5 separate regions of the Mus musculus genome follow, and regions 2, 3, 4 and 5 are each linked to region 1. The links are chromatin loops, found by intact Hi-C in ENCODE. Cell type or tissue: heart. All regions are shown on one strand. Each heading gives the region's core, and the rest is flanking DNA. Links, peaks and the distances in the headings are about the cores only. Region 1 holds the start of Hoxc5 (homeobox C5). Region 2 has its middle 4.3 kb from the start of Hoxc10. Region 3 holds the start of Smug1 (single-strand selective monofunctional uracil DNA glycosylase). Region 4 overlaps D930007P13Rik (Riken cDNA D930007P13 gene). Region 5 overlaps D930007P13Rik (Riken cDNA D930007P13 gene).

Evidence for each region. Peaks named below come from ENCODE experiments on the same cell type or tissue, not always from the same donor. Only the 100,000 strongest peaks of a DNase experiment are listed, where the experiment ranks them.
Region 2: it touches region 1 in a loop (1.9-fold over the local background); 3 of 42 quality-filtered maps call a loop at or near these places.
Region 3: a loop joins it to region 1, with 7 times the contacts of the local background. A loop is called at or near these places in 25 of 42 quality-filtered maps.
Region 4: it touches region 1 in a loop (3-fold over the local background); 17 of 42 quality-filtered maps call a loop at or near these places.
Region 5: it touches region 1 in a loop (9-fold over the local background); 17 of 42 quality-filtered maps call a loop at or near these places.

The regions. Positions count from the first base shown.
Region 1 is chr15:103,010,748-103,016,938 of GRCm38, reverse strand. It overlaps Hoxc6 (homeobox C6), which reads right to left. Exons shown (of 2, transcript NM_010465.2): 2 at 5,058-6,191. The coding sequence ends at 5,898. It overlaps Hoxc5 (homeobox C5), which reads right to left and starts at 2,931. Exons shown (of 2, transcript NM_175730.5): 1 at 2,404-2,931; 2 at 1-1,711. The coding sequence starts at 2,857. The coding sequence ends at 1,497. It overlaps Mir615 (microRNA 615), which reads right to left and starts at 2,029; the gene lies at 1,938-2,029. In heart, for the core only: a CTCF peak has its summit at 3,260 (motif pointing left); no DNase peak of the experiment used is centred there; H3K4me3 peaks cover 2,707 bases; H3K27me3 peaks cover 4,795 bases.
Region 2 is chr15:102,959,445-102,965,635 of GRCm38, reverse strand. No RefSeq gene overlaps it. Among named protein-coding and RNA genes, the nearest start is that of Hoxc10, 4.3 kb to the left of the region's middle. RefSeq lists an enhancer at 4,544-6,191. In heart, for the core only: no CTCF peak of the experiment used is centred there; no DNase peak of the experiment used is centred there; H3K27me3 peaks cover 4,762 bases.
Region 3 is chr15:103,162,603-103,168,793 of GRCm38, reverse strand. Smug1 (single-strand selective monofunctional uracil DNA glycosylase) reads left to right here and starts at 5,510. Exons shown (of 6, transcript NM_027885.3): 1 at 5,510-5,522. In heart, for the core only: a CTCF peak has its summit at 3,167 (motif pointing right); DNase peaks (open chromatin) are centred at 3,193 and 5,463; H3K4me3 peaks cover 903 bases; H3K27ac peaks cover 979 bases; H3K27me3 peaks cover 2,756 bases.
Region 4 is chr15:103,127,930-103,134,120 of GRCm38, reverse strand. All of the region lies in intron 3 of D930007P13Rik (Riken cDNA D930007P13 gene), which reads left to right. Among named protein-coding and RNA genes, the nearest start is that of D930007P13Rik, 16 kb to the left of the region's middle. In heart, for the core only: a CTCF peak has its summit at 3,163 (motif pointing right); no DNase peak of the experiment used is centred there; H3K27me3 peaks cover 4,731 bases.
Region 5 is chr15:103,118,049-103,124,239 of GRCm38, reverse strand. D930007P13Rik (Riken cDNA D930007P13 gene) reads left to right here. Exons shown (of 7, transcript NR_045743.1): 7 at 948-1,170. Among named protein-coding and RNA genes, the nearest start is that of Gm28876, 17 kb to the right of the region's middle. In heart, for the core only: a CTCF peak has its summit at 2,604; a DNase peak (open chromatin) is centred at 2,639; H3K27me3 peaks cover 4,717 bases.

The sequences.
Region 1 (6,191 bases), core at 498-5,497:
CAGGGAGCAGTCTGTATGTTTTCTCTAAGGCAGGCACACACTGCAGGTTGCATTCACTGTCTCCTTAGTCCCCCTTGCCCCATCCCATATCTTAGAAGGCTGAAGAACATCTCAAACCGTGGCCATTTCTCCTTCCCCAACACCTCTTTACCAAGCAGCACCTACTATTGCTGCGAATCCTTCTGGCATCTAGACAGAGGACTCAACCTTTCTTCTATGTCAGAAAGGACCTACAAGGATGACCTAGACCCAGAAGAGCCTGAATCTAAGTCAGTGGAGCCACAGAGCTACTATTCTCTGGCATAAAGTACAGACTACAGTCTAGAAGCTTCAAGTCTCAAGTTGTTTTAGCCAACGTTGAGAATAGGATATAGAAAAGTCTGGGTAACTTAGACACACACAGCAAGTGGAAACAACAGTACAGGAGTCCTCAAGTGTACTCCCCTTCACCCCAGAGGCCCTTCTTGGAACCATGAATCAAGAAAAGAACTCAGTTCCATTGTTCCCTATTCTTGCTGCTCCTAAAGGTGTTTAAAAATATTTTTTAAGGGATGGTTTAAAGACTGGGCCTCCCAATACATCTCAGAGCCTATTTAGACACATCAATTCAATGCATGCCCTAAACAGACAGAAGTAATTGAATCTTTAGTCCTGTTCTTTTTCTGGCTTTATTTGATATGACAAAATATAGTTTCAGGAAGGGCTTGGAGTCAATAAATAGTTGGGCAACTGCAATGGGGCAGGAAGGTGAGAAAGTCATGGCAAGATATATAGGATAGCAAAAAGCCTCAAAGAACAACTTGCTAGGGTCCAAAGACAAGAGACCCCAATAGTTGAGCTAGCTAGCAGGCTGGAACTGTGAACCTGAGAGTGCATGCAGCAAGCCAGGCTAGGGAAGTTCCCGGGCTTTGGGAAGGGGATTGGAAGGTATAGAGAGCATAGGACAACCTCCGGGGTTACAGGCCCACTTTCACTTATCTCCCTCTTTCATATGCAAATAATTAATGAGCAAAGACAGTTTAGAAGTTACAAAGGTTAGTTGAAAGCACCCCGATTCTAGCTAGTCATAGCCTCTGCCTGGCACAACCAGCCTTCAGCAGGCTGGTCAGCCTAGGCAGGAACAAAGAAGAGGGTGAGGCGGAGGTCGGGGAGAAGGGGTTACAGTCAGTCTGTCTCACCTTAACTCAGGCTAGCTGAACTAGGGCTCGGAGCCGAGAGAGGCAGCCCAGGCTGAGACTTATCCAGTACCCGCCCTACAAGAATGTGCCCCGGGCCTGGGGTGCTCAGCTGAGCTGAGGCAAGACAGGCAGTGCAGGCGGTCCTGCGGAACCCTGGGTCGATGGGGATTCGGAATGCCAAAGAAATGCGCTTTTGTCTGGGAGGCCCGGAGCCAGTGCTCTAGCCTCCGCCTCAAAATCTAGAAGGAGGAAAACCGAAAAGGAAGGGCGCAGGGACCACAGCAGACCGGGGTGCTCTCTGAGGGCTCCCTGCTTCCTCTAAAGAGCTTCTTTGCTCTTCATTTTGGAATCTTTCTTCCACTTCATCCTGCGGTTCTGGAACCAGATCTTGATCTGTCTCTCGTTGAGACACAAGTTGTTGGCAATCTCTATGCGCCTGCGGCGAGTGAGGTAGCGGTTAAAATGGAATTCTTTCTCGAGTTCCAGGGTCTGGTAGCGCGTGTAACTGGTTCGGGACCGCTTGCCATCCGTCTCTGGAACATAAATTCCCCCAAACCAGGGAGGGATGAATAGCGTGCAGCACTCCAACGTCCCACCCTAGTCCCAGGCCCCACCCGTGGTCGGAGGGAGTAGAGGTGAGCGCGGTGGGACAGGCCAGAAGGGCCGCAGGCGGGCAGGCCCGGTCCCGGGAGAAGCGCCTCCGCCTGGGCAGGAAACTTTCCACCGCCGCCTTCACTCTGCGGCCGGAGGGGCTGAGGGGGGATGGGGGGAAGAGGGAGACCCAGGCTCGGACCGAACAATAAGCACCCTCGAGATCCGAGCACCGGGGACCCCCCTCCCGCCCCTCCCGAGTCGCTGGAATCCTCCGGAGCCGCGAGCACTGGCCGAGCCGGCTCCGCAGGGGAGGGAGGGAGGGAGCCGCGGGGGGATCCCCACTCTGGAGCCCCATGCTCCTCACCCTTCAGATCCCTCTATTTTTTTAACTCCCTCCCTCTCCCCCCAAAATTGAATATTGCCTTTTATACACGTTTTGTTCCTATGATCCAATTATGTCGTCGTAAATTTGGGCGCACACAGCCTCTAAGCCTTTTAGTGGACAGTTTTACGAGCCATTGATGCCTGGATCGTAAAATTTATGGCCGCAGGTTTTTTTTCTTTATTTGCCCCGCATGGCCTATAAAACCCAGGCGGACCCGAGCGCGCAAAATGAAGTCCTAAAGTTTACCGTGGCTCATGTGCAGTTTGGTCATCCACGGGTAAATCTGTGGCGGGGCCGGTGGCTGGCTCAGTCCGGCAGGCTGCCCTGTCTGCGCCTGCTCCTCTTTGATCTCCCCACTGCTCTTAGCTCGCTCCTCCAGCGCCGGGCGAGCCGCCTTCTGACTGTACATCCCAGGGTTCAGAGGAGCCGCTTCGTCTCTGCCCAGAGCGTGTCCCGGAGCGGCCGCGGCGCTGCAGGCGGGGCGGTCGGGGTGAGCCCGGGGGTTGGCAGCCATGTCTACCCCGTGGAGAGAGTTGGAAGGCGCAGGCGGTGGGAAAGTGATGCTTAAGTCCAATCCGCCGTAGCAGTACCTGGATGCCTGCACCTCTGAGGCCGATCCATAGTTCCCACAAGTTTGCATGTTATAGGCAGGGATATTGGGGCTCTGCTTATAGAATGAATTGGCTACGTAGGAGCTCATGGCGGGGAGGGCCCAAAAAAAATTTCTGCACCCTTTTTGATTAAGGGTGATTTGTGACTCTTTGAAGTTGAGGGGGTTTTTGTTCTCCAAAGTGCACAATTTATAGGTGGAGATATCTCTTTCTTTATCCTATGCGCTCTTCCCAAATAAGGGAGCCTTAAATAGAGTCACGTGACTGGAGCGGCCACTCATAAATTTGGCTTGATGACCTCCGGGAGGTTAGTGATGGAAGCCGGCGAAACGCATCTTGATATGTTGGCAAAGCCCGGGGGTTGGGGGGGGGGGGATGAAAGAGAAAGAGAAGCAAGGGGGAGGAAAAAAAAATGGTTCTTGGAATTGGGGGGTAGTCGGGACAACGAGCTCACAGCGACACCTGGTGCCGACTCGGAGGAATTTCATCTTGTAGCATCGCTTGGCCTTCTAGCAGTCAGTTTGTGGAGAAGTTGTTGCTTGTTGGACAAACTAACCCATTGAGCTTGTCTTTAAAATTCTGCTTAAAATTGAGAAAGGATGAGGCCTTATTTATGAATTACACCGGTGGTTTTTGAAACGAATAGTGCCAGTTCCCTACCTCCAGAGCCTTCCAAACTTCAATGATGACTGAGAAAGAGAGTTGGGGTAGCTAAAGCCCAGCGTGGAGAGCCAGGAGGACATATCTTGGGTTACCTAAACTAAAGGTCAAGGTCTCTTGCTTGGGAGGATTGAACTCAGTTTTGATAAAGAGAAGCTTGTCTTGTATGCTTGGAAAAATTAACCTCTGGGAGGTAGGCAGGATACCCAAGAGGAGAGAGGGTTCCTGAATGAGCAGAAGCAGCAGACAGGTCCTGAGGCTGAGAGTCCTAGGTACTCTCTGGGATGTGACTGGAGGTGAGGGGCCAGGTGAACTTGGGTAGACTTCACAATGTTAGGAACCCTAACATGTTGCAAGAGGCAACATTCCTATGCATGTAACTAGACACAATGAACTGGAGGGCCCTTCTACAGCTCTGTGTGGTCTTCATGTGGTACCATGAGAATGCCAGATATTTCAGATGACCCCCAAGAGCATAGAGGGGCAAGATTGAAACCTCCACAAATATTATGAGCAAGGCAGAGATAAAAGTCTGCTTTTGTTCTTTTAGAGGTAAGCTCTTAGCCCAGGTTTCAAGATAGAAGGCTCATGGGGAGGTGGGTGGGCAGGCAGGGAGTCGGGCAACCCAGACACAGTCTTTGGCCAGGGTTTCTTCAACCTTTGGGTCCTATCCCCTTTCTTAGTCCCAGACCCTACTCTTTACTGCCCACATTTCCTCAGGAACTGAGGAACTCTCAGTCTCTGCCAGAACTCTCCCCCCAACCCCCGCTGGCCGAGGATCTGGAGGAGGGGGGCGGTGGCAGGGACCTGGAGAGTCTGGAAAACTCAGACCGATTTTTCCCCCTCCGGGAGACCTCCCACCCACACTTCTTCCCCTAGGCCCACTCAGGTTTCTATGCTGAGCCTTGGGGAAAGAAGGCTGGATCTGAAAAAGGGTTAGGGTCCTACTGTGCCCCTCATGCGCCAGGTTTGAGGAGAGAAGAGGCAGGAACCAGATAGGCTGGGCTGTAAGGAAGAAGGACTTTTGTCTGGCGGGTCAGGAGTCTCAGAACAGGCCAGAACTCAGTTTCCAGTCTTTCTCTTTCCAGTCGTCCTTGGATCGCTCAGTCTCTGCGGACGGACTCCTGAGGTCCTTGGATTGCCAGGGAGCCTCAGCCAGGTTTCACAACAGCCGGCCTGGCGGGCTGGAGGCATGCTTGCTAGTTCTCCTTCTCCCCATTCTGCTGGCAGTGGGTGGGAGCGACCCTAGTGCTCGGATCAGGCTCCTTTTCTTGCATTTTGGGCTCAGGGCTCAGAAGCCGAAGATCCCTGGCTGCTACAGGCAGGAAGAAAGGCCCGCGTGGGGCTTGGAGCCCAACCCGGCTCACTCAAGCTTCCCCGCCCCCAGCGAAAGTCCAGGCGGCCCCTTTCCTCTTTTTCTTTTCCGGGGTGTGTGCTGTTCCGTGTAGGGAGGGTCCCAGAGGCCTCTCAGAACCCCATCTCGGTCAGGAGAACCCGGAGACAGAGGCTCAGCGCCTGGCTGCAGGGCAGGCGAGTGCGGAGGGCTGGGGGCTTTGCAAGCTGCAGGCCGCGCGAGAGCTCTGCTGGCAAGCCAGCGGGCGGGAGAAAGAGCAGACAGGCGGATTATAAACTTTTAAAAATAATATCAGTTTTATTAAATATTCGAGAACGGATCCAGAGGTCGGATTTATACAGGAGGATAACACGTAGGGGGTTATTTCTTTATTTATTTTCTCCTACTGGCTAAACAAACGTCATTCACTTTTTTTCTCTTTTTGTTATTTTCCCTCTTTTTTTTTTAAATCCTTTTTTAAATGAGATAGGAACACTGACGGTGCTAAACATAAATATAAATACAGAGACCACAAATACAGCTAGAAATATTCACACAGAAACGGTCACAGTTCGAAATATGCCATAATGACCCCCAGGAATCTTTAAATACAATTTGCCTGGACTGGGCATTTGCTGGGGCAGAGGGACCGGGCAGGGACTGGGGAGAGGCCCTGGGGGTTGTTGCAGGGCCAAGGCGCGCCCTCCTGAGGCCTCCTGCCCTCCGGCTGTCAGGCCGGGCCCTGAGGCCCCCGAGTGGAGGCCCCAGGCCCTGGAGCCAGCTCTCTGCGCCGGAGGGCGGGGGTGAAGGGCGTCGGGGGTGGGGAGGGAGCCTAGGGCTCACTTGGAGAGACATCTGAGGAGTCTGAAGCGAGGTTCAGGTCTCCTAGGCCTAGGCGAGGGAAGGGGCCTGCAGACAAGCCAGGAAGAAGCTAGCGAGGGAGCTAGAGGAAGAGACGAGTGAAGAGTTGTGCAGTGAGGGAGGGGGTCCAAAGCTGACTTTTAGGTCCACGTCTGACTCCCTGTTTTGTTTTAGGAAGTCACAACACATCATTGTGCCAGAGATAAATACAGAGTGTGTGATTCGGGGAGCTGGGATGAGCAAGGGAGAAGAGAGGGGTGCAAGGACAGTCCTGGTCACTCTTTCTGCTTCTCTTCTTCTGTCTCTTCTCGCTTTTCCTCTTTTCCTCCCAGGCTGTCGGCGGTTGCCCCTCCGCCACCCCCTGAGAGTGTGGACGTGAGATTAGATTCTTTTTTCCACTTCATGCGGCGGTTCTGGAACCAGATTTTGATCTGTCGCTCGGTCAGGCACAGAGCATTGGCGATCTCGATGCGCCGGCGCCGAGTTAGGTAGCGGTTGAAGTGAAATTCCTTCTCCAGTTCCAGGGTCTGGTACCGAGAGTAGATCTGGCGGCCGCGCCTCCGGTCCGC
Region 2 (6,191 bases), core at 780-5,779, 52 kb after region 1:
GAGTATTTTTTTAAAGAAGAGGAGCGGTCTATTTTTTTGCGTGCTTGCTAAAGGGGAATCGTACGGGAGGCCGGGAGGTTAGGAGGGATGTGTGTTTGAAATAGTTCTCCATCACTTTTCTTCCAAAGCGAACTAAACTCTCCACCCCTTCCTCAGGAAACGGAATCCGGAGAATAACTTGTCTTTCCGGTAGCTCCGCATTTTTCCCTGGGCAGAGGCTGTGGGCTTTCCATTTTCCCCCGAAAGACCAGAGCCTGGCTGGGAAAGGACTCCAGGGCCGAGCTCCCTGGAGTGGATGAGTGAAGAAGCTGAACCGATTCCTGGAGGCCCTAGCCAGCTAGGATGGAAGATAACTAAGGAAAGAATTGCCCTGATTTCCCCCAACCAGGGGCGGAGAAGAAGACCCAGGGGTGCCTTAATTCCGGGGGTGGGGAATCTGTGGAGTGTGTGGCCAGCAGGGGAGATTTGAAATAGTTTTGTGTTTTCATTTGCAGAGGTCGCCCTGGCTTCAGCCTGGGTGTTATTCAGGGCAAGGTTAGGCTGTTTAGGCCCCAGACCAGACTTGGGACAGTCCGCAGCAGCAGTCAGTCTAGGGAGCCATTTGTCCCCCTGCCCATCCCGCGGGAAACAGCCGAGACTTTATGACCACTCTGTTTGTATTATCTGCATAAGTCTTTCCCCACGAGTTTGATCGAAACCGTTCCCTTTTACGAGGACCCAAAGAAAATTTCCCGTCATATTTATCAGCTGAGGATAAAAATTTAGTATGGGAACTGATATTTCCTCATTTATGGGACAATGAAATTAAAGACCAAAGCAATTGAGAATTATATGGCTTTGGGGGGCTCCCTCCCCCTCTTTCACATCTCTTTTTATTTTCCTCCATGGTGTGCCTGTCCCTGGAGTCTGTCTTCCCAAAATCCTGCCCATGTCCTCGGTTTGGATCCTGGTCATGAGGGTCCTTTCTATAACAGCCAGGTGCTGTATTACCTCGGTACTTTCCAGCTTTAATCTCAACGATAGAAGTCTTAGAAGCCGGGGAAAGAACATTGTCTCCATCTAGGCTGTGCTGTTAAGGCCAAGTAGAAATCATTGCGGGAAGAGATTTACAGGGGGCAGTGGGATTTGAACCCAGACAGAAAGAAGGTGTTGAGAGTCAGAAAATTCTAGAAAAGTCCTCAAACAACATGCTACAAGACAGAAACTGGCTAGCTATCAAGAGAGAAGCAAAGTTACTCAGATTCTGGGCCTGTCTCCTCTACAAACCAGACCCCTATTCCAAGCCCACCTTCAACCTCAGCTATGGGAGGCAATGGAGTTGCTTCAGGATTCTTAACATTATTAGTGGAAATAATACCCTCAGGAGAAATGCTTCCTGCTTCAACTCCCACTTCCTCACAAGAACGAATAGTGTTTAAAGTTGAAATAATTAGAAGTATGATAAACACGGCCCATTAATGAAACAAGAAATCAAATTCATCAACCTAAGTGGGACCCCCGTTGGGACAAATGTTTGCCTCTAATTACTCAAGATAAACGAAAACCCAGAGCTGTTAAGCAACAGCCCGCTAGCTTGCTCGGACGCGACCGAATAACTTGTTGGCTTTTCCAGGACTTTGGGATCTGTATTAATGGAGGTAAACGAAAGAAGAAGTGAAAGTGAGGGCCGGGACAGAGAGCGCTTGTGTGGGTCCAGGAAAGTCCTGTCTCTAGCCCTGCCCCCTTGGGCTCGCCTTTCCCGAGGCCACGAGCAAAGGCAGCTTCCGTCCTATTGTCCCTGCCTGGCGTTCAAAGGCATGCGTGCCGCCTCAGTCACCGGGTCTGCCGCCACAGCCAGGCGCCCGCTGGCCTTACCCAAAGGGTACCCTTGTCAACTGGATTGGGGCCCAGTTGAAAGTCTGTGTCGTGAAAGTCACCCCGGGGTTTTTGTTTTGTTTTATTTTTTGTTTGTTTGTTTTTGTTTCTTAGGAATCTCCTCAACTTCCCCCAATGCAAACAGCCTTGCACTTAAGCCCCACTCCAGAGTCCTCCTTCTTACCTCAACTCGAGGAAGTGAAAATTCCGGGGACTGCAGGCCAAAGTGGGGCTCAGGCTGTGCCCATCTCTCAATAAATCCCACCCCCTCCCTAAGAGAAAGCCCAGGGCTTTTTCACTCTTCCCGCCCTGCGTCCAGACACTGAAGGGCAGTCCGGCTGAGCTAGGCCTTCTGATATTTTTGGGTCTGTGAGCAAGGGAGCAGAAGAGGGCTCAGGGGTTCCTGGCTGACTCCAGAAAGGCCCTACAGTTCTTCGGGGACAGATGCCATGAGGATCCCAGTGAATTGATAGGAATAAAGGTTAGGATCTTTTCGGCTGAAGCCCTCAAATCGCCCAGAAGCACCCTGTTTTCTTCTCTGAAAATTGTCGGAGTTTCCCTGAGAGGTTAAAGATGACCTGGGAACATCTGAAGATGAAGAGAGAGAGAGGAAGAGTGTCTCTCCTTGTGGAATAAAAATAATTAAATGCAATTTTAAAATATGCACGCTGAAACCTCTTCAAGCAAAAAATGGAAAGCAAAATTACATCACTGACTCTTGGGATTTTTCTCCTTGTTCTGGATGCCGAGATTACTCGTTCTTTTCTCAAATCTTGAAGGAACAATTCTCTTTTCTTCTAGAGCACCAAGCCCTGTCCCACTTGAATTGAGAGCAGGGAAACTCCAAGCAAAATGTGGAATTCTCAGAGGTCCAGGGAAGAAAGGTTCAAGCAGGTAAAGAGGTGAGAGGCTGAGGACGGATAAAGGGGCTTCTGTTCTACTTCGGATTCTGCTGCCACTCTGGCAGGCAGGGCTGCCAGCGGACTCGCTCTCACATCTAGACATCGTACACACTTGCACCCAGAGGCTGTGGAGTATACCGGTCTATCCACATGTCCGTCTTGCATTTAATTGCAAGTATACAGCCTCAAATATTAACTTCTACCCAAAGCGCTTCCTGGATCCTTGAATTCCAAAGTTCGCTATCCTAGTCAGTCTGACTGCTTCCCGGCTCTTCGGAAACCGACCAGTTATTTAACTTTACTTATGGAATTGAAACCAGACCACACACACCCCAGAGAGACGCATTGGGAGGAGGAGCCCAAGGGGAGGGTGACTTGGGGGAAGACCCTGGTCCCCACTTTAATGGTTTGTTTCTGAGTTACTCCAATAGGTCAGATTTCCAGTCAGTGTCGACTGTGGTTGGGCTTCTTTACTCCTGAGGGTAAAAAACCGGATTCTCCTTCACTAGCTAAATTTCCCTTTTGAAGGTCTGTTTTGGTTTTGTTGTTGTTGTCTTTATTTTTCTTTTCTTTCTTCCTTTCCTTTCCTTTTCATTTTCCAGCTTTCTCTTCTTTTTCTATTTTTCTCCTTCTTTTTTCTTTGTAATTTTCCCCTCAAGATTTTAATTTATTGTTCCCTCATTTTCATTTTCTTTTATTATAAACTTTATCCTTTGTTTTCTTCTTCTTCTTCTTTTCCTTCCTCTCCCCCAAGGCTTTCTTATTTTTCTCTATTGTGCTGTGTTATGTGAGAAGGAAAATGACAAGTTGGATCCTTCTTATTCTAGTTGCTCGGGCTTGGAGTTGACCTTCTGCCTTCAGGCTCGGCTCAGCTCCTCACAAGGCGAAGTGTAGAACAGTCAGCCAGCAAAGGTGGGCAGGCCTCAGAGTCGCCATTAGAGGGATGGGAATGCCGACTCAGAAGCACACCTCCCCCTACCCCACCCCCAGTCAGTGCCAAAGGCTCCTTGATCCTTGAAATGCCTGGCTCCATGTCTTCATTTCATCACACTAAAGAAACTTGGTCCACCAGACCCACAATTAGAGAGAACTTCCCTTATCTTTGTTCTGCCGGAACTGGAAAACTGCATAGACTAAAGTTTAGCTCATTTATGCTCTCAGCACTGGCGATAGGAAAGTGAGAGAGTGAGGCTCTGTCAGAGAGGGTAGAGGGCAGGTCCAAAGGGTCATATGTAAGTTGGCATTTCAAGGCCATGTCCCTACACAAGTACTTTTGTTCTCTATAAAAGACTCAGGAGGACTGTAGCCCTGCCTGCCGCCATCTCCTTTGATTCTGCAACAACTGTAACCTCTAGGCAAGAATTTCCTGGCATTTGGATTTTTTCCCCCTTAAACCCCACAGGGATCAGGGATAGGACTGTGTGTGTGCAAAAGTCTCCACCCCAAAATTAAAAGTTTGAGCCAGAATTATAGAACTTCACTACTTCAAGAAATGGATGGAAGGGGGGAGGGAGGGAGGGAGGGAGAGAGAGACAGATAGACAGACAGACAGATAGAGACAGAGACAGACACACACACACACACACACACACACACACACACAGAGAGAGAGAGAGAGAGAGAGAGAGAGAGAGAGAGAGAGAGAGAGAGAGAGAGAGAGAGAAACAGGGAGAGAAACAGAGAGAGACATGCAGAGAAATAGAGCCTCCCGCAACAGAACATGATGTGATGGGGGAAGTCTTGTCATACTGCAGACATTTTACAAATTTTGTGGATCTAGAAAGAGTACAACTTGCATGGTGGATAGGGCTTTCCTGAATGCCTGTGGCTTCTGTTAGCTGGCTGTCTCCAAAACCAGGTCCTGAATAGACCTCAAGAAGGATTGGCCTGACTTTCAAGCCCCCCTTTTTTTTTTTTAACTTTTTTTTTTTCCAGATATGATTAAGCCTCAGGGCTCAACCTTCTCTCCTTCTCTAGAATTCTATCCCGTGGCAAGACCTAAACTAAACTTTTTTTTTCTTCAAGGAGGGGGGCGGGAAGAATCTTGTAAAAATTTTATGCCAAACAAAGTTATAAAAACTTCCAGGGCGTTGCCTTTTCTAAAGGTTTATATGAATAATAAAGAGTGTAGTCGCGTGCACACTATACTGGCCAGCTCAGAGCAGGAAGGGTTTAGTAAACAGCGTTATCCATCCCCAGGGCACCAGGAAAACCCCAGGGCTACCCACTTCAGGGAATATTGTCCTGGAAAGAAATTGACTACAGATTCCTATGAGGGGCGGGAGGATTGGGGTGAGGGAGGAAGAGGCAGTGCCCTTGACTCCCTTGAAGTTCAAAGTTTTTCCTTTGCCTTCTTGAGCAAAGTCCTCTCTTCTGTCAGCTTCTCGAGAAATGGGCTCAAGGTAGTTCCTTCCCTTCAGGTTAACTGTACAGGGTAACTCCAGCTCTCTTCACTCTCTGGCACCTGGGCTGCGCTGCCGCCGCCGCCGCCGCCATTCGTGCTTTCTCCCCAGCCCACCGCCTCCTTGAAGAGCTTTCCAGTCTTTCATTCTGGGAGTCCTGAACCCAGGGGCTTTCCCTCAGAGTTGGGGTGGGAGGCCCACCTTCAAGGCACCTCTGCTTTGCATTTCCCAAGCCACCTAGGGTCTGAGTGACAAAGAAACTCCAAATCCAAGCCTACTTTCAGCCAATTTCTCATTTCAAGCGCCCCTGACTCCCCTGCACCCCCAAAGCCCACAGTGGAAAGGGGGTGGGGCCCAGAGAGCTCTCTCAGCCCACACCACTTAATACCCTTGTAAACTCCCACGTGCGCTATAAACTTGGATTTTTACAACCAACATTCCTCCTTAGCTCCAGGAAACTTTGAACTCGGCCTCTGGTTTATTTACTTGGGGGTGGGGGTGGGGAGCTGAGAAAGGCAGGAGGAAAGGAGGGAAAATGTGGGGCAAAGGCATGATGGGGTGGGGGCGCCTGGGGTGTGTTGGAAGAGCCAAGACCATCCACTGGGGGTTTGTTTACTGTTTAGGACGGAAGCATTTTCTAACACAGGCCAGACTGGGTCGTTAAGGGTGAAATGAAACTGGGTTTAGAGGCTCAGGGACGCTTTATGGCGGCGTCTAGACTGCGATCTTTTGTTCCAGGGCAGCGTTGCGGCTGGAGGGGATTACCCCAAGGGGTTGAGCCCAGAGTGCCCCTGCTAGCAAGGGGGGGTTGGACATCCAAGGAGTATGAAGGTGGGTTTGCTTGGGGACTAGACACCCTTCCCTTTCTTCTCTCCTTTTCTCTCCTCTCATTCCTTCCTCCCTCTCTCCCTTTCCCCCTCTCTCCCTCTCTCTCTATGTCTCTGTTTCTCTGTCTCTCTCTGTCTCTCTCTGTCTCTCTCTGTCTCTCTCTCTCTCTCTCTCTCTCTCTCTCTCTCTCTCTCTCTCTGTCACC
Region 3 (6,191 bases), core at 684-5,683, 150 kb before region 1:
TATTGAGTGTTGGGAGAGGCTCCCTGGGCAAGGAGCAGAAGGTCCTTGTGGCCTGTGAAGTGTGCCTGGTGTCCCCACTGACAGGTGAAGAGGTGTCAGCCTAGGAGGAAGTGTTCCCCCTCCGGGAAGGCTGGGCGCCACAGCCAGCATAGATGGCAGTTAAGCCTCCCAGCCTCCCAGATCTGCTCTGCTACTTTGCTTTTTTTTTGGACACAATGTCTCATACACAGCAAGCCCGATTCAAACTCACTACTAGCTGAGGATGACCTTGAGTTCTTGATGCGCCTGACCCCACCTTTCTCTGCAATCTCTGGATCTCAGGTGTGAGCCACCATGCCTACTCTGCTATTTTCTTTCTTCGTTGCTGAGGGTAGAACCTAGGACCTGGAACCTGCTAAGGCAGGGCTCCGCTCTTAGCACCACCTCAATACCACACAGGGATTCTCTATATACTAGACACGCAGGCTGCACCCTCCAGTAACACACACACACTGGCAGAGCCATGAGCCCTAAAGCACTAACAGACATATACTGAGCTATTGGTTCCAAAGGTCACCAGCCTGGTACAGACTGAGAGAGGGGGGAGTCCTTCCAATGGAGTGGGGTGGGGGCTTGGAAAATGGAAAGAATTCCAGGCCAGAGACAATAGTGGTGTGGCAGTGGAGATGAGAAAGGCCAAATCTGGATGGGGAGGGCTGAGAGGGAGGTGAATCCAGCTAGAAGCACTTCTGTGGTGCCGGGTGTGGGAGGAGACTCAGTAGAGATCAGCGGCTCTTGCTGTCATGCTTAACCCTGTTCTGTAAGCTGTGGAGTGGATTATAGAGGTGAGGAGAGGATTATTTGTGTGTTCCGGGGTGGGGTGGGGTGGGGGAGGCAGGGGTTGGAGGACACCACATGGGACTGGGATGATGTGGGCAGAAAAGGGAACAGGGAGGCTATGGAAGAAGGCTGGTGACAGAACAGGATTAAGTGTGGCCTTCAAGTACCACAGGAGGACTCAAGTCTTCCTTTGTGTCTGGCTGGTTGTGGACACAAGCAGGGTGATTGGGTGACGGTTAGGTGGCATGTAGGGTCTCAGAGCGCCTTCCTGCTTGGCTTAGTGCCTCCCTCCCAGGCTGACCTGCCTTCCTTTCCTAACTGCTCAGCTCAGCTCTACTGTGGAGATATTCTCAGGCTGCAAAATCTAGCATCCATTTTTCTCACTCCAAGACCTGGGTATCAGTCCCCCAACCCCAAACACTGTCTGATGTCTGTGTGGTCCATTCAGGGTAACTGTTTTGGACAACTATAACACCACTCAGACAGATTATGCAGCCTCCTGCCCTCCCAGACATCTCCTACCATAGCATCAAGGCAAATTACTCAGTACCCCCTCCCCCAGCCCGGGGCTCTGATGAAATCCGATTAGTGAGAACTGAGCCTCACTGAGCTGATGGCTCCTCCGATAATTGCTTCCCAAGTAAGCAGTGTCAGCTCTCTAGCTGCCCACCCCTCTCCTGGGTTTCAAGGCATCCAGAGCCAGGGGACTGGGGACACCTGAGCTGTAAGATTAGGAAGCTGCCACCTGCCTCCAGTTAAGTGGGGTTTGACCCAAAAATTTGGCTTCTGTGGTCTTGGAATTGAGGGTCAGGGTAAAGCCTTAGCCAACGGAGGCCCACATTCCTACCTTCTCACTTTTTGGGTAAATCGGTGTACCCATTTTTCTGCAGGATAGAGGAAGGTAAACACAGAGACCAAAGGCAAGGAAACGGCTTGATATGAACTCAACTGCCCTGCTTCCTCAATTCTTGGAGGTAGGTGGGAATTGGGGGCTTGGCCTGCAGGCAGCTTCCTCTACTCTAGTCTCCTATCCACCAGGCAACCCAAGGAAGGTTAAACTCCTGAAGAACTGGAGAGTCCTGTAACAGATGCCTTTGGAGGCTGATCAGCCTCTGTGAGTTCTGAGCCAGAGTCAAGGACAGACTGTTGGGGTGCAGAGGCCTGGGTTCCCCTACATTCTGGGCCTGCCCTCCTCCTTTTCAAAACAGCACATTTTGTGGGTTTGGTGTCTGTTTGACATTTATTTACTTATGAGTGTGTAATCATGTGCCATCATCACCTTTTGTAGAGGCAAAAAAGACTGCTTTCAGGAGTCAGTTCTCTCCTACCATGTGGATTTTAGGGATTGAATTGAGGTCATCAGGCTTAGTAGCAGGCACTTTTACCTGCGGAGCCACCCTTTTCTGTCTGTGTTTTTTAAAAACACAGTCTAGCTCTATAGCCCAGGCTGGTGCCAAACTTGTGATCCTCCTCCCTCAGTCTCTAGTGCTGTTATTATAGGTGCATGAAACCATACCCAGCAAAAAGGGCATTTTATGTGCCTGCTAATTCCTCCTTGTTGCCTTTTACTGCAAGTGTGTGTGTGCACATGCACACTTGCATTCGTGTGTGCATGTGTGTGTGTGTGTGTACAATTGAATAGAATCCAGGACTTTGTGCATGCTAATCTGTAGTTCACCACTGAGTTATACCCAGTCCTCCTTCCTTTTTTTGACTTTTCATTTAGTCTCCCGACCTTCGGAAACTGAACTCCCAGTCCCCACACCTAACTCAGGCAGGGTGTGGTCTCTGATGGACTTTCCAGGGATGAGTTGGCTAGTACTGTACTGTGCCTTTGTGTCTGGCCGGGAGGTTGAGGGTTCAGCCCAGCATCCTCTTTCAGGCCTGCCAGTAGCCATAGCAACCTGTGTGACTAACCTTCACACAGCCCCTTTTGGGACAGGCCTTAATAAAGCACTTTGCCAGTTAATTTATCACGAAAGACAAAGAGATTTCAAGGATTGTCCCATTTTACAGCTGAGATAACCGAGGCACAGAGAAGTGAAGTAACCTGCCTGGACGTCCCCATTAGTAAGCTGAGAGCGTGACAGCAGATCAAGCCCTGATTCCAGCTTTCATTCTGACCTGGCTGTGAGAGAGGGGATTAGAGTGTGGAAAGAAAGCTCCAGAAAGTCCTTTGGAGTTCCCCAGGGAAGTGGCCAGGTGACACCTGGTACCCGGAGAGGGGAAAACGTGGCTTGCATTCATCCAATAGGCAATTTTAAGCTTTGTGCAGCAGGAGCCCTTGGCAGGAGAAAGGCTGCCTGGCCTAGAATTCCTAGCGAAGCAAAGCTAGCTCCCTCAATGGCCGATAGATGGCGCTCGTGGCCCAACACAGCCTCTGCAGCCTGCGGAAACCCGAGGGAAACAAGAAAGCAAGTTAACCCTTCTGCACCCGGGAGGCGAGTAGAGGCTGTGGGGCCTCAGAGGCCCCTTCACAGCTTAGAGCGCACCTGCTAGCTCTTTCTTGGCTGCGGCCAGAATCTACTGTCCCCCTTATCTCACAGGACCAACAGACATTGTCAGCCTGTCCGTTGGAAGCTTCTGGAGGGTCAGGAGACTAGGGAAGGGCTATGCTCACCTTTCATCTCTGGGTCTTGTTTCTAAGAATCTTTAGCAGAGCTCCATGAGAAGGCAGATGCTGAGGGGTATAAATTGAATTGGGGGTGGTGACCCGTATGGGACTTCAATTCTAGCACTTGGAAGATAAAGTCAAGCAGATCTCTGTGAGGTCAGTCTGGTCTCGGTAGTGAGTTCCAGGGCAGCCAAGATGAGACCTTGTTTCAAAACACTACCACTACCACCACCACTACCACCAACCCCTACCCCTGAAGCAGGAACAAAAACCCACTGGAAGAATCGGGTAAGCCAAAAAATTATGGGGGACACAGGTATCTGAACGGAAAATGAAGTCTATAATTAATTCCTTGCATCCTTCCACCAACTTCTTTTTTCTCTTTTCCTTTTTTTAGACAAGATTTCACTTATCTCAGGCTGGCCTCGGATGTGATATGTAGCAGAGGAACTTCCTGAATTTCTGATACCCCTTCCTCCTCTCCCAGAGCTGTGGTGTTACATACAGCCCTCCTGTCTCAACAGGCTCTTAGGATTCTTAAATAACAAGACAACACTATGGTGAGGTTTTGTTTGTTTGGAGACAGGAAAATGTGCAGAAAACAGAGATAGAGAGTCCTGTTCACGAAGTTTACTTTTCTTCATTGCAGAGGAAGTAGAGATATTGAGGTGTGCCCAGGGGAAGATAGAGGCACCTAGAGACAGAAAGCAAGCCATGGAAGAGGTGAGCGACAAATCGTACAGAAAGAAAGTGGCAAGACCCAGAGGGACAAGGCTGCTGTGCACTACAGCTCAGCAAGTAAGGGGCAGCCTCGATGGAATACAGGTGAGTGATTCCTCACCTTGATGCTGGATGGTCACTACTCACAACAGCTGCACCCACTGCTTTTATCTGGATGCTAGAGCAGTCTTGGGAAAGGCATTGTGTTCTGGGTTCCCTGGTCTTCTTCCCTAGCACCCATTGGGGACTTTGCTTTGGTGATGAGAGCCCTGGCTTCCCCCGGCATGAGTATTGGGGAAGGCAAGGGACCCAGAAGATATCTACCCATGGAAGATTCCAGTTGAGTGAAAAGTCACAGTGAAATGTCCAGTTAGATAGGAACAAAGCAGGGTGTGAATGGCTTTGGAAGTCAGTGCTGAGGGGCTAGTTAGGTGCAATTAGGGATTAAAGTTTGTTGGAGAAGGCTTCCTGGGAAGACTATTGTAGGAGAGTCTGGAAAGATGGGATGTGTTATTTATATATGTCTACTTATGAGGGCCAGGAGACATAAGAGTTGGTAAATAAACAAAAATCTGAGTCAGGACGATCTTCCTTACTAACCTGGGTGGGCACCACCAACCTGTTCAGAGTCCAGTGCAACCAATGACTAAGGAAGGGCTCTTAACACAAAGGGCTTCCCTGGTTCTCCAGCTTACAGGCAGCAGGTCCCATAGGGCTGTGAGCGTATTTCCACAATACATCTCCTCACATTGATAAAAGGATGGTTTTGATTTTGCTTCTTGGAGAAACCCAATTCAGGATACAGGCTGGCAGATGTCAAGGCAAGAGAGAAACAGATTAAAATGGCGAGGCTGTGGATTTAGATGCTAATGCTAACAGGGATGTTCACTGTCAAAGAGGTAGGTGCTGAGAGAAATGCCTTCGTGGATATTTGTTTGGTTGTTTTGTTTTGTCGAGTCAGGGTTTCTGTGTAGCCCTGGCTGTCCTGGAACTCACTCTGTAGATCCGCCACAACCACACGGTTGCCTCTTTGGATGTTATGTAAACAGTTAATGGCCCTTGGAGGGCTGCAAAGATGATGCCTTATACCTCGGGGCAGCAAGAGGGAAAGGTCTCTGGTGGATGAGGTATTGGGGATGGCTGCAGAGTCCAGATGGTTGTGACGTCTTGATGTAAATCATATTATTAAACTACAATCCCCAGCGACCCGTGGAACTCTTTTAGCGAGTTTTCCGGGGATTTGGCATTTCCGGCGGAAGCAGACGTCGCTAGCCATTCTTCTTATTTAAATGCTGTCGACTACAACTCCCAGTGCCCTCCGCGCCAGGACGAAGAAAGGAAGCGGAAGCTGCATGGGGAGCTTGTGCAGGTGAGGGAGTAGGGGGCTGGATCTCTGGGAAGGGCGGTGGGGGCTCTCGGAGTTCCGGAGAGGTAGCCGCTCTGTGACTCCAAGGCCTACAAGGGGCCCCTGTGAGCCCTGCAGCGCTGTTTTGATTTAAATCCTGTGGATTTCTGTACCACCTACAAGGGACAGCGGCTAGCTAGTGGCTTGGATTCTTATTTTTGTTTTAGGTTTATTTATGTTATTTTTTATATATGGGTGTTTTGTCTGCACACCAGAAGAGGACATTGGATACTATAGGACTGCAGTTTGACTCTTGCAAGCCGCATTATGGGTGCTGGGAATTAAACTGAGAACCATTGAAAGAGCAGCCAGTACTTTTACTTAATGAGCCTCCATCGCACTGTGGCCTGGATGTATCTCAGGGTTGCCCTTTGTTTTTTAATGTAATTTGAAATGTGTGACATGTTTCTTAAGGCATTTTGCTTTTTGAGGGGAAAAAATGCACACACACACACACACACACACACAAAAGGCTCCTGATCTTCTCATCTTTCCGCCTCTACCTCCTGAGTGCTGAGCTGATAGATACGAGCTTCTATACCTGGTTTACAGTGCTGGGGATTGAACCCAAGGCTTCATTCATCTTTGGTATACACTCCACTGAGTTGCAGCATCAGGCATTGAGCTTATGGC
Region 4 (6,191 bases), core at 593-5,592, 120 kb before region 1:
TGGAAGGATGTCTTGGGAGACAGGGTAGCGCCAGGGGCACTAGAGTCCCTACAAGGTCATTCTTAGGTTATCCCCAACAGCCCTCAACTCTCCTGCTTCAGCCCAGCCAATCCCTAGCTCTGAGGCCTCCCCTCACGCTCCTATTGGTCCCTCCCAGTCATGTGACTCTTCCCATCTCTGGCAGCTGCCCCTGATGATGGATGCTGCTGCTTAGCTGTACCTGTTGGGGGACAAGGACTGCACGGCTCCTAATTACCTCCTTCTAGAACAAGGACTGGGGGCTGGGCTGTGTGAGGCAGCTTCCCCTCTGGGGGCCAGGGCTGCCATCCTGAGCTAGAGGCAGGTGTTTCCCCCAGTGCCCCTGGTGATGGGGTTGCAGGGGCATCAGTCAGGGGTATGAAATGAGGGGAGCTATTCTGCAAGGCTGGTAGTATGAAAGCTTGTCGGAGACAACAGTGCTGGCGACCTGGTATATTGGCATAGGACTTAAAAAATAAATGGCCTCTTCCTCGTGTCCTTCCCACAGAGGGCAAGATCAAGGAGAGGTGTTACAGAGAAATGCCTGGTATAATCAGGGATAAGGCACATTTGAAAAAAAAAAAAAGGCAGACGTGAGGGACTAGGAGCATGGTGGCACTTCTGAGGAGGTGGATCTCCTTCTCTTACCCAGCAGGTCACCCACAGGCCTCAGCTGTAGATAGTCTGGAGTTGGAGCAGGAGGGCATGAGGAAAAGTCCCAGGCTTTTCCTCATGCCCTCCTTTTGTTTGGAAGGGAGGAGTGGGTGATGCTGGCTGTTTGAGAAGGGGGCCTGTCATATGCTGATGCCAGAGGCTCTGGTCTGGGTTGACTTGGGGAGGGAAGACAGACCCCAGGATTGAAAAGATGGTAAAGCTCCTGCTGACTTCCCCCAGGGGCACCAAGGTCTTAAGGGTCAAAAAGCATGTATTCAGCAATTCTCCATGTCCAGAGCTTGAGGACCAAGCAGACTGAAATGGGGGATATGGGACCTCCACGAGGCTTGCTGCTTCTGAGCTCCTGTTATCTCCTAAGTGAGAATCCTGGGAGACTGGGGAAGGGTGAGTGAAGAGCTGGTACCCAACCTGTGTCTGTTCTCTGGGGTGGTAGAGGCTATGGTGAGGCAGATATGATAACTGCTAATCACTGCTAACTGATACAGCTCAGTGATGACTACCCCACCCAGGATTCACTATTTGCAGTTACCTATCTTTGGGGTGAAGGAGAAAGGATAAGGACTAACCTAAGCACCTGGGCAACCAGGTCTCAAAAAAAAAAAAAAAAAAAGGTGGAAGAAACCAGCTGTCCAGCATGGAGGTATGATACTGTTCTCGTGACCACAGTACCTGACAATCGGCTGAAAGGAAGATTTATTTTGACTCGTGGTCTAATCCATCATGGTGAGGAAAGCCTGGTGAATCAGCTTAGTTCACAGTGGGAGGGGTGGGAGGAGGGGCTTGGTAGATGTCCTTCATGTCACAGCAGAGCAGGAAGCAAAGAGGAACCGGTGGCTGGGTATAAACATCCAATATCTTTCCCTTGTGACCTATCTCAACCAGGTAGGTCCACCCTCTGTGCATGCGTTTGCATTCGCACATGTGCAGGTGCATATCTGTTGGTGCATGGTGCACGTGAGTGTATCTGCATATGGAGGTGAGAGGTCAGCTTCTAGTGGCTTTATCTCTTTGAGACAGGATCTCACTGGTCGGAGGTTGCCAGTGACCTAGCCATAGCATCCTTCTCTCTCCGTGTTCCCATTGCTGAGATGGCAAGTGTGTGCCACCACACCTGGCTTTTTACTTAGCTTCTGGGGATTGATCTTAGGTCCCCCACATGTGTGTGGGTTGAGTGCTTCACCGACTAGGCCATCTTGGCATCCCTGGCTAGGCTTACCTTCTAAAGGTTCCAAGCTTCCCAAAGTAACACTACTAGCTGGGCAACTGAGCATTTGAAATGTGTGCCTGTAAGGGACATTTCAGATTTAAACCATGCCAGTGGGTCTCCCTGACTTCAGTGAGGAGTGGAGGGGGGTTGGGCAGGAGGTCAGTCACTCATGTCCCCCACTGATTTCTCTTCTGGATAGTTCCCCAACTCTACTTATATCTTTTCAGTCATGTCCCCACCTCAGAGTTGACACAGTCCCCTCAGTTGTCCTGCCTTCATCAGCAATGTCCTTCCACCTCATGAAGTACTGGACTCTTCACTACTTTTTGGAGGTCATCATCAGACTGAAGGATGGTCAGTCTCCATCTCATGCTGAGGTGGTGTCAGCCACTACTGGCATTAGATTTCGGAGCATTGCCCGGTGGGGGAGATGCTCACTTTGTTCCTGGCTGTGTATGTGTCTGCGGAAGTAACTGCAGAAGCAGACTGGAGTTAGAGCAGGAGGCTGAGGGAGAGCCTGGATACACAAGGTGCCTGGGGACATGGGGGAGGGAAGATGGGGGTGGTGGGGGGTGGTAGTGGTGGTGTGGTGGTGGTGGTAGGGAAGGGTGGTGGCTGCATTCTTGCCCAGCCAGGTATCTAGGAAGATGAGGAGGCAAAGGGGGAAGGGAAGTCCATCACCTCCCCACTACAGCGGGTTGGGGTAGTTTGGTTGGAAGCAGGCTTTCTTAGATCACCAGGCTTATGTGTGCATGTATCTGCATGTGAGAGCACACACTCACCTCCAGAGACAGTATCACACCAACATTCTTGTTGCTTCACATTTTCTCACAGGCATTCTGTCTGATTTGTGAGCTGCTTCCAGGGCAGAGCTCTAATCCTGTTGCATGAGACTCTCTTTCACACCGGATAGAAACCTTCTGTAATTCCCCAGTTCCGATGAAAAATAGTTGACTTCCAGCTGGAATTCACAGCTTTCTCTGATCTAGTCCCAACTTGCCTCCAGCCTTATCACATACAAAGATGAAGTCTCCAATGAAGACTAATTATTTATATTTGCATTGCCTCTGCCTGAGTGGTCAAAGTGCCACTCAATAGCTGCTGGTTTGTGCCTGTCTCTTCCAGGAGGCATAAGGACAGGGTAGAGGAAGCATTTGGTGTTATTTCTCAGGCTATTTCCACCTTTAAAAAATATTTCTTCTTACTTTATATGTGGATGTTTTTTCTGCTTGTCTGTGTAACATGTAGTACCTAGAGAGGCCAGAAGAGGGCACATGATCCTCTGAAACTGGAATTACAAATGGTTGTGAGCTTCTATGAGGTTACTGGGAATAGAATCTGGGTCCTCTGGAAGAGCAGCAACTGCTCTTGACTGCAAAGCCACCTCTCTAACCCCTCTCTAGCCCTGGCTGTCCCGTGAATCAATGTATAAATCATGCTAGATTTAAACTCACAGAGATCCACTTGGCTCTGCCTCTCAAGTGCTGGGGCTAAAGCATGCTCCACTATGCTTAGCTCTCTCAGGTCCCATTTTTAAGGCAAGGTCTTGCTGTGCAACCCAGACTGGCCATGAACTCCTGATCTACTTCCCTCCCTCTTGAGTGCTGGGATTACAGAAGCATGTCGATATACTTGACACCGGTTTGTTTATTTGTTTGTTTGTTTGAAAGGGTCTCATGTAGCCCCAGGCTGGCCTTGAACTTAATATATGACTTAGGATAACCTTAAACTCCTGTCCTGCTCTTATTCCCCAAGTTTCAGGGTTACATGTGTTTATCACCACACCTGGTTCATGCAGCGCTGGGCTTTATGCATGCCTTTTGACTGTTCTTAGGAATTGGTGCTTTGCATTTGGAGAGGGTATGTTCTTTTGGAAGTTGATGTGGAATAGTTCCCTCTCCTTGCTGAGCCTCAGAAGCAGGGCTCCTATTAATTTCCACTTCCCTGGCCTACCATGGTGCCTGGCATCTATGTGTATAACTGGCTGAGAGCCTGACTACAGAGGAGAGCACACCAATGAACTCGTTCAAGTCCCTGCTCTGCTTCTTTCTAGCTCTGTGATCCCCGAGCAAGCAGTTTCTCTGGTCAGCTTTGTAGTTGTACCATGAGGTGCTGGGGCCTCCCTGTTCTGAGATTCTGTGTATCCATGGTGGTAAGACTAGAGACAGGCCCAGCGGCAGACTGACACACAGCCACTTCCTAGAGGGAAGGTTAAGTGGTAAGCCATGGATGGTGTTGAAATTGAGTTGGGCGGGTTATAGATCCAGAGAAAGTAGGTGAGTGTGAATTCTAGGCATATCCGCATGAAATGAGGACACTTTCTTATTGCTTATATTTTCAATTTATTTATATTTAAAAGGTTGAGAACTAAACTAGGCTTGGTGGTGCATGCCTTTAATTCCAGCACTTGGGAAGCAGAGGCAGGGGGAGCTCTGTGAATTTGAGGTCACTTTGATCTACATACTGAGTTCCAGGACAGCTAGGACTATGTAGAGTATTGCAAAAAGCAGACAGACAAAAGGGGGAGCTTAACACACAGAGTACTACAAGACTCCACTATTTGAGGTTTGTCTGGTCCTCTCAATCCCCTCGTGTGGGCTCTATTCTGTTTCTCTTCCCCTTGACAACTGCTGGGGGAGAATCTGCCCTTCCATCCCTTAGAACCAGCCCTGTGACTTGGCATCAGGCCTTCTCAGGTCCCCACTGGGATGCCGGGGCTGCAGAAGCTTGGCAAGTTTCCAGTGGGCGCCCCTGGTGAGGTCTGCTGCTGCTGCTACCTCAGGGACCGGAGTTTCCCATCACCCTGGGTTCCCATACTTCTGTCTTCCGGCCCACAGCCAAGATATCCTGCCTTCCATCCCCGACCCTGACCTCTGGAGCCCTTCTTAGCCTGAGAACAGGCTCCTTGTTTTATCACCCTACTCTGAGAATACTGAGGCTGGAATTCTAAGAGACCAGAAAAACTCTTCCAAAGTGTGAAGAAGGGGGAGGGCTCCTGAGTGAATGAGACCCCCATCCTACATTTCTGCTTCTGACTAGCCCTCATTTTCCCACATCACCCCTGGGAGAGGAGTTGGTGGAGGCTGCAGAGAGTACCCCCAAACTTCTGAGCTTCACATACCTTACCGACAGGAGATGTTCCTTGCAGGGAGCTGAAGGGGAGTCAGTACCTGTGCAAGGCACCCTAGGGTCCTGTCCCTTACATCTCCCACTCTCTTGTGGTCCCTAAGGATCTTGGATATATCCAGAGACCAAGGAGCGGCTGCCCCTCAGTCCTGCTCTAGAGAGAAGAAGAGAAAGGCCATGGGAAAATCCCTGGGAAAAAAAAAGTTAAGGAAGGGTGGTGGCTCCCTCCTCCCAGCAGCCTAATAAAATCCACCTTTGAAGACAGGCAGAAGAACCCAGGGGGTGAAGTTGAGGGCAGAGGAGGGTCTGTGGTTGCTGGGGGCTGAAATTGCTCTTAGTGAGTCCTGGCAAGATCCCAAAAAGGAAAATGCCAGGGCTCTGTAAGTAAAGTTTGGCTGTGAGCATGAATATCAGAGAATCTCATCTTGAGTAGGTGTGAGGGCCCCAGAGGCTGGAGCTGAGTCACACATTTCTTACTTTATGAGATATTTGCTTACAGGAGACCCAGAGAGGGAAAAGATCCAGGCTGAGTCACACAGCATTTGTGTGTTCCTCATTGTTGGCTGGGCCTGGCTTTCTCCTGCTTTCTCTCTTTTCCTTCATATAAATTTAAAAATACTTCTGTTCTCCACTCTCAGCAAACACTATGCTTATTCCAAACACTCTTCCTCCTCAATAGTTACCTGTGAACTTTGACCTCAGGAATCCACTTTGGGGAGGGCACTTGGAGAAAACAAGATAGATCTCCTTAACTCTCCCAAGGGCTTGCAGGTGGCCTGCTAAATTGCCCCTTCAAAGGAAAATTAAAGCAATGTGTGTTTTATGGAGTGCTGTTTTGGGCTGTAGCTAGGGTGGAGTTACAGGCTCAGGACTGAGGCATGTCGGGGTGAGATACCTGGACCAGCAGAGCCCAACATGTCTGCTTCACTCCCTGGTACCCCACTTCCTGTCAGAGTAGACAAGCCCAAAGAACCTACCCCAGGAACTACTTCCTGTAGTATTTTTTTCTCTCACAAGGAAGCCCTGGGAAGCACATGTCCCCTCTGGGGCCCCACCTCTTGGATTTCTGAGACCACATTGCCAGGGTCTAAGCCTGGGATCTGTAACACCCCAGGGTATTTTTCTGACAGGCTGCCAGTGTAGAGAAAAGAGGACCCCTCTGTTT
Region 5 (6,191 bases), core at 562-5,561, 110 kb before region 1:
GTGTGGAGGAGGAGAGCTGGCTTCAAATTGAGAATGAAAGACATCAGCAAAGAGAATGCTTGAGACGGGGCAAGCACTTGAAGCTGAATCAGAAGACTATGGGATCCCAGTTGACAGCTGCTTCCAGGGTTCTTTCCTCCTTGTTTGTAAAGAGGAGATAAACGCATGCGATAGTCCTGATTTTATTAAAAAAGCGCTCTCTCAGTGTGTGTGTGTGTTTGTCTGTATGAAAATTACTCTACAGGAAGCTACTTGGGCCTGAGATTTAATATATACAAACACTGTCAGCTCCTCCCTTCACGTGACAGAGCAAATATTAATATAGCTAGGACAGCAGTCCAACATTAGGTCTGCCACCAACCAGTTCATTCAAGAGGCCTCAGTTTCTCCTGAATCAATCTCCTATGATAATTTATAGAATTCAAGGTCCTTACCAGTGTGGGAGAGGTCGTAAGTTCCAGGAGTCTCCGAGGACTCTAGGGAAGGGCAAGGGCTCCTTGGTGGGAGAACCAGAGGCTTTTACATGACTACGGATCTCAGTCTTTCTAGACCAGACCCCTGGCAGGAAAATGGGCATGTAGCCCACCCCTTGCACAGCCTGTACACCAAGGCTACATTCCCTTCCCCCTTCCCCAGCCACTCAGGATGGAGAGGGGGGTGCCGAGGGGGTGGGAGCCCCCCCCCCAAGTGGCTTTGAGCCGGAGCACAGCAATTACGCAGGAGGATTTATGTCCCTCTGCCTTTAATCGGAAACTCCGTGTCAAGAAGAAAAATCTGCACTGTCCTCTGGCCCAGCTTCCTGCTTTATCATTATTATTGCAGGAAGGTTGATTTGGAAACTTAAAGAAAAGTGGGGTTGGGGGTGGGAGCCACCCGGGAAGGGGAGGTGCGGGGCACAATGATGGCCTTCTTACTGTTGGCCCTGACTTGCCTCTCTCTATTTCCAGACCCTCACTGCCAACAGATGAAGCTGTGGACCATGGTTTAGACTCCAATATCAAGGCAGACTGGAGCAGGGCCAGGGTGCCTGCAACCTCCTTGTCCCTTTCTCCTGGACACCTCTGTCCTTCACTCTAAGCCTCCTAGCTATCTCTTACTGCTATAGACCCTTCTCCTGCGAGATCTCAAACTTTCAGAGATGAGAGACTTTTATCATGGACCCAAGCAAACAGGGGACTCTTCTGCAGCTGTTTCTTTTGTGCAAGATTGTGGGGTGAGCTGTGGCCTTTTAAAGCAAGACCCAAGAACATGACAAAGGACAAAGGGTGAGGCAGTATCTGGGAGTTCTGAAGGGCAGGCTAGAAACTAGAGGGACATTAGGAAGGGCCAGGGCTAAGTGTCCCAGAAGCCAGAACATTGGGAGCCGGGGCGATACTGAGAAAGAGAGGCAGGGCTGGCAGTCACAGGAGATAGCTAAGGTAGGAGGGTCTTGCATAGAGATTCCAGGGCCATGTTAAAGGGAAGGAGAAGTCAGGGGCTGGGGGAACTCTAGGGGAGGAGAGAAGGTAGACTGACCAGACTGGGCAGACAGAGGCTCTTACAAGGATGCTGTGAAAGAGTCTGTCTATTGGTGTGTGTGTGTGTGTGTGTGTGTGTGTGTGTGTGTGTGTGTGTGGCTGGAATCTGCCAAGGAATGGGTATTCTGGCAATGATGGAGGGGGAGGGTAGAGAACAGAGGAACAGCTGGTGGCTGGCTTGTGTGTGAATGTGTGGTGGGGGACTTGGACCAAGGATGCTGGAACCAGTTGCTGTGGTCGGTAATCCTCCCACAAAGAATTCTCCTGGCTAGTCTCTGCTGAGAGGAGCTGCGCTTCCCTCAAAGCACCTTATACTTTGGAAGCTGTCATCTGGGTGATGGGGAGAAGTGAGTCCCAGGAAAGAAGGTCCCCTTCAACCCCCCTGCCCTCCAGGATTTCACTCTAACAGATGGGAAGGGCAAGGATCAGCCTTTGGAGTCAGTTCTCAGACACCGATTCCCTGTGCACACTTCTCAGGGGCCCAGGTTTTACCCCTGCAGCAGGACAACAGCAATAGTTACAGGTCAGGGTGTTACAAGGTAAGCATGATTGTATCCAGCTTTTGAACCTGTCTTGGGACAATTCCTGTGTCCTACTAAATTTCTTTAATAGTATGCATGAGTCCTCCTCTTCTGATCCTCACAACTACTTCTTGAGGGGCTTAGGCAGCTGATATCCTCATGATAGAAAGCATAGCACAGAGGAGCTGGGTGACTTGCCCAAGGTCACACAGCACATCCCATGAGCAGCCAGATGAAGCCTGGGGGGAAGGAAGGGTTCATGATCTTCCTTTGGGTCACCTCTCTCCATGCAGCACCGGGATACGGGGTTAATTTTAGGGCATAGGAAGATTGGAAGCTGAACCACTTCCGATCTTCCTGCAGCCTGGGCTCTGTGCCTCCTCCCCAGCTCCATGAGGTTTTATAGCTGTTTATGAGCAATTTCTGCCCGTATATCACTGGAGATATATGGCCAGGCAAATATTAGGGACTAGAGTGGAGGTTTTAAGAGGCACATTTTATTGCTGCTGAAAGTAGGCATGATAGACAGCCCGTGGAGACCTACCTTCTCTGCTGCCTGGCAGTGGCCGGGTGGTGGCAGCATGGACTGGAGTTCAGCTGAGAACCAGCTGCCAGGCTCGAGTGTATGCTGGCACTCAGAGGTGCCCTAGTAAAGGGACAGACACACTGAAAGGACAGGCTGTGTCTCTCAAGGAGTCATGAAAGTAGGTGTGGGTGTGGGGGGTGCACACGAGGTCAGAGGGCACAGCCTGGCTTGGACAGAACTCTCTTCAAACCCAAGTGGAGGACTTGGAGTTCCTGAGGGTTTCATTCACAGAAATGCAGATTAAGTCAAGACAAGCTTGCTGGGGCTGTGGTATAGCTTTAATCCCAGCACTAGGGAGGCAAAGGCAGGCAGATATCTGGGTTCAAGGACAGCCTAATCTGCATAATGAGTTCTGGGACAGCCAGGGCTACATACAGAAGCCCAGTCTTGAAAACAGACAGACAGACAGACAGACAGACAAGCTCAAGAGAGAACCCTGACAAGGCCAGCCCCTGGGGAAAGGCTGCACCTTTATCTTCGTTGTCTTCTATGAGAGTCTTTAAGACTGTTATCTCATGAAGGAGAGCCCCCTCCCCAAACTGCCCCAGCCGGAGGTGACTGGGTACCATGACCTCGTCTGCTCTAGGCTCCTGTTAGGAGACCCTGGAGGGAAATATCTACTCAAGCAAGCCTGCCCTGTATGGGCTGTTCATGCTGGGGAGCAAGGAGAGGCTTCTTGGTTTGCAGCATATGGAGAGAAGATGTTCGGGGGAATCCTCATTCCTGATTTAAGCAGCTCCGACAGCTTTATGGTGCCTCCTTGAGTGAGCCCCCAACGTTGGCCGTTTAACTTTTTAGCGTCGTTTAACGCTTAGGCTCCAGCCGACAGGCAGGCCTCTCGGCCCCAGAGGCAGATGCACTAAATCAGGACACTCTGAGGCCCCGATAAATAATTTTTACAGGGCACACAGCCCATAGATCACCAATGGGGGAGGGGGAGGCTGTGATATTTCAACCAATCGTCATATGAGACTACCCCATGCTTTGACTCCAGATTGTCCACAAGGCAGTTGGCTTTATAACAGAGGATCCCCGTGAGGGGCTTAGGGAGATGGACCTTGCACAACCTATCACCCCCATGGCCTGGGAGTACGGTGTGTAAGTAACTCAACTTGAGGTTAGCCAGTGAACACCACTGTCCTTCCAAGCCTGAGGAAGAGAATAAACACCCTGCAGCTAGAATGTCACTTTTCAAGCTATACTGTCCTGGTCCTCTGTCACTGTGGAACCTAAGGACTCACAAGAGACCAGCACAGGGCATGGAACTGGAAGGAGGGCCATACAAGGCCTGGCAAGGTGGAAAGGTGGCACTGAGATCAGGGTGAACAGAGACCAGGCAGGCCCCTCAAGCTATTTAAGTCTCTAGGGAAAGAAACAATGGCAGAGACCCTGTTGGGAGTATGGAAGAAGAGAGCCAGGTAATTAGAGGGATAGAAAAATGGATATGAGAGAGAAGATATGTGAAGATTAAGACAGAAAGAAGGGGGCTGGAGAGATGGCTCGGTAGTTAAGAGCGCTGACTGCTCTCCTGAGTTCCCAGCAACCACATGGTGGCTCACAACCATCTGTAACCTGTTACAGGATCCCATGTCCTTAGAGCAACAGTGTACTCATATACATAACATAAATAAGCAAATCTTTTTTTAAAACGACAGAAAGGACAAGGGAAGACCAGTTAGTTACTGTACAGGAAATGGTCTTTCTCTGAGGCCCGGTGCCACGCAGGGAAAAGAGAGCTGTGTCCGAGGCAGGCTGCCCTGCTGCACCCACCAAGGCAACCTTCTGCGGTTCCAAGCTCGGGCTTCCTCTTGTTGGGTGCCCCTCCCTCCGGTGCCCTTGCCCCGTCCCCTCATCTGTAAGGTCCTGAGATTTGCTGGGACACTTAATCCATATGGAGCTGATTCATTCCCATCTAAATCATCCCAGCGAGCTTCTCTAAGAGCCCTCTGATGTGCCAGCCACCATTGCTCTCCCTGGGCAGCAGCGGGCTGGGGGCTGCCAGTAAACAAACCTCCGCCACCATCCATCCATCCTGGCTCTGGCCATCAGTCCTGCCAAGACCATTCATCTCTCCAGCTTTCCTCCCCACCTCCTCCAGCCCTCCCTCTCCTCTCAGTCCCTCTCTGGGTTCCCTCCCCATCAGGCCTTGGCTAGAGTCTCTGCCTCTCCTCCTTGTCCCAGAAGATGTTAAAAGGGTCTTCCCAGCCATCCCCCTTAGTGTAGCAGAAGCCTTACATTACTTCTGGTCCAGCAAGGTGAGGTTTTCCTGGTTCATTGCCTTCCAAGAAGAGAATCGTTCCAGTCTGATTTACTGTTCAGCATTGATGTTCCAGGGGAGTTCTTTCTTCTGTCTACCTTACTGACTTGTGATTCACACGTGATCATATGTCTGGATGGGCATGAGGGCAGGTGATAAGGTCCCTTTCTTCTTCCCTTCCCTTCCCTTCCCTTCCCTTCCCTTCCCTTCCCTTCCCTTCCCTTCCCTTTTCTTTTCTTTTCCTTTCTTTTCTTTTCTTTTCTTTTTCTCTCTCTGTCCCTCCCTCCCTTCCCTTTCTTTCTTTCTTTCTTTCTTTCTTTCTTTCTTTCTTTCTTTCTTTCTTTCTTTCTTTCTTTCTTTCTCTTTCTTTCTTCCTTTCTTTCTTCCTTCCTTCCTTCCTTCCTTCCTTCCTTCTTTCCTTCCTTCCTTTCTTTCTTTTCCTTTTTTTTGAGACAGAGATTCTCTGTGTAGTCCTGGCTGTCTTGGAACTTGCTCTGTAGACCAAGCTGGCCTTAAACTCACAGAGATCTGCCTGCCTCTGCCTCCTGAGTGCTGGGATTAAAGTTATGTGCCATCACTGCCTGGCCAAGGTGATAGGGTTCTACTAAAGTTTTGGAGCCTCTGATATTTACAACATGGCCCTCTATGAGTTAATGTGCTATTTGGGGTACAAGCCCAGTGACATAGACAGCTCTCTCCTCTCTTTCCCTGAGCAAAGTCCCATCCACTGCCAGAGGCACACAGTGAATGTTCAGCATTTATGATCTTGTTAGTGCCCATGAGTGTAATATAACGTAGAGCTTGGAAGGTTTTCATTGGATCCCAGAAGGACAGACTGCAGTACTTCAGTCCAACCACGCTTGTAGTAAATGCACAAGAAAGTTTCTCTCATTTCTGCACTCCTTTCAATCTCCTGTTTATTTTTATTTTCTCTTTTCTATCTCTTCTTTTCTTTTGAGACAGGATCCCGTGGTATTGTCCAGGCAGGCCTTGAACTCCTGACAATCTTGTGGTGATGGATCTTCCTGTCTCAGCCATCCCAAGGGCTAGGATTACAAGTATGCGCTACTATGCTCCATTTATTTCTCTCATTCCCCACTTCTCCTTTTTTGTCTCTATGGCCTCAAACATGGTAAAAAAGTCTCTACCAATGAGCTCTGGAGCTCCAAATAAGCAGATGACATAGCTTGTGCAAAGTACCCTGAATCCTGGTGGCTGTAGGGTGGAGGAGGATGAGCTCGGTGTGTGGGGCCGGCTTACTCCGGCTCTGAAGTAGAATGACTCCATTTTCGGGATCCCTTTATCCATGG